Regions from separate parts of the Homo sapiens genome. Here region 1 is linked to region 2. Evidence: read pairs that join two places in POLR2A ChIA-PET (ENCODE). Cell type or tissue: GM12878. All regions are shown on one strand. Links, peaks and the distances in the headings refer to the core of each region. The heading gives the core; the rest is flanking DNA. Region 1 has its middle 53 kb from the start of LINC02037. Region 2 has its middle 100 kb from the start of LINC02038.

Region 1 (2,917 bases), core at 137-2,636, 450 kb after region 2:
TATAAAATGTAAACTCAAAAGTCCAGGTTCTTGTAAGTCCACATCCTTGATTTCTGCAACTCAAAAGCCAAGGCCTGGTGTGTTTATTCTCTGCATTCTGCACAGGTGTGCCTTCCTCGGGGTATATTGTATGGAATTTGGCCCTAGCAGTTTTGGGGGTCGGAGAAGATCACAAGGCTTGTGGCGGAGTGGGTGGAGGGGTGTCCCAGAGGAAAAGTATCGTCTATCTCCACTCAAACAAAGAGGTGTAAGAACACAAAAGATCACTTATGGAGTGTCCAAGAAAGATTTCATCTGATACTTTGAAAAATCAATAGACTTTCAACAGAAAGAGATGAAAGAAGCATTCTGAACAGACAGAAGATCATGAACAGGAAAATTAAAGCATATCAAGAAAAGATGTAGTTTCATTTGTAAGTTGTACAGGAGTATTTGCATGTAGGGGAAAACAATTCTAGAAGAGGTCAGGTCATGAAGGACCTAGACGGAAAGCTTTCTTTTTGCATTTAAGAAGCCACAGAGGCCGGGTGCAATGGCTCACGCCTGTAATCTCAGCACTTTGGCAGGCAGTTGAGGGCGGATCACGAGGTCAGGAGATGGAGACCATCCTGGCTAATGTGGTGAAACCCTGTCTCTACTAAAAATACAAAAAATTTTCCAGGAGTGGTGGCACATGCCTGTAGTCTCAGCTACTTAGGCTGAGGCAGGAGAATCGTTTGAACCCGGGAGGCAGAGGTTGCAGTGAGCCGAGATTGTGTCACTGCACTCCAGCCTGGGTGACAGAGCGAGACTCCGTCTCAAAAAAAAAAAAAAAAAAGAAGCCACAGAACGCTGAGTACTGAAGGTTGCTGGCAGGGTATTCAGGTCTGAGCAGCATGTTAGAAAGATGAATGCAGTGTACAGGACACAGAGACTATGGTTAGAGTGAGGGACATTCACTGAGGCCTGAACGAGGAGTCTCCTGCTGCTGGCTTCTCTCACTGTCTGGCCTGCAAGTTCGCATGTGCATTTGGAGTCCCTCCCTGACTCCAAACCTGTGTCTCCAACTCCCTGGAAGGTGTGTCCACTCGCGGGGCCCACAAGCTCCTTAACTCAATGCACCCAAAATGAAACTCTCCAAACCCTCTCCTCCACTGCCCCCGTGCTCCCCCAGACAGCTCACCTTCTTGGACTTCCCCTCACCCACTTCCTCCTTTGCAACCTCATGGTCTCCTTCATCTCTCCACGCTCGTCACAGCCAGATCCCTTAGAGTTTCCCTTGTATTTTTTCTTTTTCTACTAGACCCTTCTCCTTTCTAAGTCCTCTCTGGAACCCCCCAAGGTCAAGACATCAGCACCTCTGCCTCCAACATGTGCCACAGCCCGCTAATTGGTCTGCCTACTGCTGAACTCTCTCTGCTACCCCCCATTCTCCATAGTTCAACCACAATCTTTTCTAAACACAAAATCTCATCATGCTATTTCCCCCTTTAAAGACTTTTCTGACCGTTTCATGGTCTATAGCACCAAGAAAAACCTCTTTTGTTGGCATTTAAAGCTTTCATAAGCTGACACCAGACACTCTTCCAGCTTTGTCCATTGCTGCTCCCCCTGACATTGCAGCAGAAACTGAGGGGATCTTGGCTCTCAGCATCCAGCTGCCACACCCTTCCAGGAAGCAGCCTGTGATGGGATTAGGCCCCAGATGTTTACACTAGAGAGAAAGGGCCTTAAGACAAAAGGAAATCCTGGATGTGTGTCTGTTCAGGACAGAGGTGGGAGGAAAGCGAGAATGAGAATGTATCAGTTAGTTCTTCAAAAAGTCTGCTTGCCACCCAGTCCTATGCTACCAAAGAAATGTTTGAATTGTTATATGTTAAAGACTGAAAAAGGGCCTTCAAAAGAAACAACACATTTGGATAATATCTTATTCTGCAAGGGGCTGCCCTGGTGAGTGCTCAAGCTGGGGTCTTTACAGGTTCCTCTGTGACACAAAGTGGAGATTCCCAATTCTTCCTCTTACAAGACGCAAAAAGCTTCAAGGAGAAGCTTGGGAGGACAGCTGAGCTGGCGAGCGTTAATAAACACTGGAACCAATGGGCCAGCGGAATTGGTGGATCATAGCTAATTAAACTGTTTTTTCTTCTCTGACCCCCTGGCTCTATTAAACATAGATGATCTTAGTGAATTAAGTTTTGGCTGACTTGATGGTGTCCTGTCAGCAGCAGCAGCACTGGAGTCAGGAGGCCTGGGTTCTAATTCCGGGTGTGTCTCTAACTAGCTCCACGACCTTGGGCAGTCCCAGCCTTTCTCTCAGCCTCTGCTTCCCTATTTACCTAACAAAAGGACTGGACTCATTTGCACAGGCCTCTAAATACTCAGTTCTATATTTCTTCAATTTCATACCAATACAAATATTTCCCCTCTTTCTATTTATCTACCTCTGAATTTTACTTTTTGAATGACTTCAGTCCTCATCTTCTCTTTATTTTTTCTCCTCATCCTATCTGCTCAGCCAAGCAAGGCATAGCACTTGTCCAGCCATTTTCCAGACTCTTGACTTGGGTTTACAGAGTACGTTCTGCCCACTGCATGTGTTCAGGAGTTGAGCCTCCTTGGCTAGGACTCCAGCAGCCAACAGACCTTGGCATCTGCGCTGCCTAGGACACTTTCCAGGGCCGAAGAAGGATGAGACCTTCAGACTCTGATGCATGTGATGCTATCCTGTTACCAAAACTGTAGCATCCTTCAACAATGTTACCTGTTTGGATGATCCTATGTATGAAATTAATTTTTCAAAAGGGAAAGTAAATTCAAAGATAGGGTAAGCAGTGACCAAACTAAGGCCATGCCAGTCATTCTGACAGGAAGGAAATCCTTCCAGTCTTTGCAGTCTTGGCACAGCTCAACATTTTGTATCTGCTTTCAGGATGTTCTT
Region 2 (2,917 bases), core at 178-2,677:
ACTACTTATTAGTTCTAGGAGGTGTATTGTTTGTTTTGTCAGTTCTCTTAGATTTTCTACATGGACAATCATGTAATTTGTAAATGAAGACAGTTTTATTTCTTCCTTCCTAATCTATATGCCTTTTATTTAAAACAAACATTTGTTTTGTAATGATATCCTCATGCATTTTTTTGGGGTCTATTTTTGCTTCTTTTCTTCCTTCCTTTTTTAAAGGCCTAAATTTTAATAGGACTTTAATGGATAAATGTCAAAAAAAAAAAAAAAAACCAAAAGACCCTTAACTTCTAACATTTATTTTCAAATCTTAACACTGCATTTAAATGGTTAAAGTAACACAAATTTATATATAAACCTAATAATTAGGAAGCAATGGAAAATTCTTATTCTAAGTAAAAATCATTCTTTCCTGCAGCTCAGAACTTTCCGGCAATTTTGTTTTCTTCCTCTGAAGTACTTCTTTTTAGAAATTCCTTTAGTAAGAATCTGTTGATGGCAAAATTTCTCAGTTTTTATTTGCCTGCAAATGTCTTTATCTTAGTCTTTTTCTTCAGTGATATCTTAGTTGGGTTTATAAGTCTTGATTGACAATTATTTTTCTTTTGCACTTTGTTTTTCTGTGTTTTTCAAAACCAGCTGGGCACAGTGGCACACACCTTTAGCCCCAGATATTTGAGAGGCTGAGACAGGAGGATTACTTGAGCTCAGAAGTTTGAGGCTGTAGTGTGTTATAATCATGTCTGTGAATAGCCACTGCACTTAAGCCTGGGCAACTTAGCGAGACCTCATCTCTTAAAAAAAAAAAAGTGTGTGTGTGTGTGTGTGTGTGTGTGTGTGTGTGTATTAGATCTATCTTTGAGTTCACAAATTCTTTCTTCAACTGTGCCTAACTTCATGTTTCATTTAGGTTTTTCCTCATCTGCTTAGTTTTTAATTATAATAACTATGATTTCTCATGTTTAAAATTCTTTCTGGTTGTTTTCTACAAATGCCTGGGCCCTTTTGAGATTATTTTATTCCTTGCTCATGTATTTTGATTCCCTCTTTTATTTCTGAAAACATTTCTTTTTACTTCCTTAAAACATAATTATTTTTAATTCTGTGTTCCATAGTTCATATATATGAAGTCGCTGGGAATTTAATTCTGCTTTTTTTTTGTTTCTTCTGATTCTTATTGGTGGTGGCTGGGTTTTTCATGTGTTTAAAAATTTTGACTGTGAGCTGGGTTTTGACTGTTCAGCTGGGTTTATTCGTGGGAACCCATGAGGTCTGGGTTTTGAGTGCATCCTTACAGAGAGAATACGCATTTGCTTCTCTGCCAGGTGGCCCTGTAATGGTATAACACGAGACCATTTTTAAGTTAACTCTTCCGCTGGGGGTTTCCAGTCAACAAAAAATGTGTGAATTTAATTCCTTGTGCAGATAAGTTTCATTTTCACCTTCCTTTACCAGTGGACAGTAAATCCTTTTACTGAGACTGTAGCTTTTCAGGCTTCTTACTTTATTAGGGGTCTCAGTTCCAATTTTCCAGCTTATTCAGGCTGAATATCTAGTCTTCTGTTCCCTGCAAGGCCATTAAAACTCCAGCTTGTTTCAGCGATTGGCAGATGCTCTCAGGATAGCTTTGGTTCAGCACGAACTCCCTCTTCAGTTTGGCACCTGGTGACTTCCCTTACTTCCAGGTCAGCTCAGCTCTGAATCTAAAAGTATTCCTGTAATATTTTATCCAGAATATCTGTATGCTTTATCTCAGGAGGGCTTTTCAGGCTCTCTGGTCATTTGCCAGAAATACCATAGCACGAGTTTCTTTCTAAACGTAGTCACTTTTTCACTCATTGTTAAATGTCACCTTTATTTTGAAAGGATGGATTATGGGTATATTAAAAATATCTACTAGGTAGCATACTACTGGCAGCTACCTATCACCAAACGAATAGCAAAGTTATAATAATTTGTGGGGTTTTTTGTAAGAGAAAAATGTGTACCTAAGTTCCTTGCCATGAGATGACTTATAGAATCTTCACAGTTACTTGCCATCTCCCATTTAAAATAATTACTGAATCCAACCTAATTGGACAAATATGAACTACAATGCCCTGTAATAAGCTCAGAATGATAGAGCAGATGAGGGTTTCTCCGTCTACCTGTCTAAGTTATAGACATCTCACTGACATGTCTTGGATTATGTCTGGGCATCATCAATGTTAATAAAACTTAAATTCTATGTTTTGTAATCAAATAAAAATACATAGAAGTTCTAATATTTTATTTCCTTCATGCCAGTGGCTAATCTCATCTTGGTTGGGGTAAGTTACTTCTGGCATGTAGTGGGTGGAGGCCAGGAATTCTGGCTTAAACATCCTACAATGCGCAAGACTCCCCTCCGTGGCTGAATTGTTTTGTCAAAGATGTTGAAAATGCTCAGTTTGAGAAGCACCGAGTCAGACACGGAGGAAGTGTGGCAATTTCAGGCTCTGGTTTCACTCCTCACTGCCGCCCTTCACAGTCCTCCTGATTCAGGTGTACCACGCTATGCTTCCTTCCCCAATCGTAAATATCCTCTTCGTGTCTTTTCTTCCAGAGCTTCACACACTTCATGGGCATGGTGTGTGAATTGTTTTCCAGCTGCAGCATTTCTAACTGAATCTCTGTCTCAGAGCTAGATGGTGTCCACAGGGTTCAAGAGAAGGGCACTTTTCCTAATCATTTACTTCAGGCTGTTATTCAGATGACATCATCCTTCTAAACCAAAGAGACTAGGAGGAAAAGGGGAGGGGGCGTTTACTTTTCCTGTAAAGCAAACTCCAGGTGACTGCAATACAGTATCTCACGTGGTCACAGGCTCTGGTTCTAAGAGCAAATATGAAGGTGGATGGGAAGAGATGGAGTGGAGAGTACGGGAACGGAATCAACACAG

Evidence for each region. Peaks named below come from ENCODE experiments on the same cell type or tissue, not always from the same donor. Only the 100,000 strongest peaks of a DNase experiment are listed, where the experiment ranks them.
Region 1: POLR2A ChIA-PET joins it to region 2 with 7 read pairs; 1 of 35 experiments calls an interaction of 5 or more read pairs at or near these places.

Annotation. Positions count from the first base shown.
Region 1 is chr3:194,193,215-194,196,131 of GRCh38, forward strand. No RefSeq gene overlaps it. Among named protein-coding and RNA genes, the nearest start is that of LINC02037, 53 kb to the right of the region's middle. RefSeq lists an enhancer at 521-600. In GM12878, for the core only: no CTCF peak of the experiment used is centred there; a DNase peak (open chromatin) is centred at 1,188.
Region 2 is chr3:193,741,441-193,744,357 of GRCh38, forward strand. No RefSeq gene overlaps it. Among named protein-coding and RNA genes, the nearest start is that of LINC02038, 100 kb to the right of the region's middle. RefSeq lists enhancers at 1,270-1,319, 1,340-1,389, 1,440-1,489. In GM12878, for the core only: no CTCF peak of the experiment used is centred there; DNase peaks (open chromatin) are centred at 1,291 and 2,651; H3K4me3 peaks cover 1,261 bases; H3K27ac peaks cover 1,965 bases.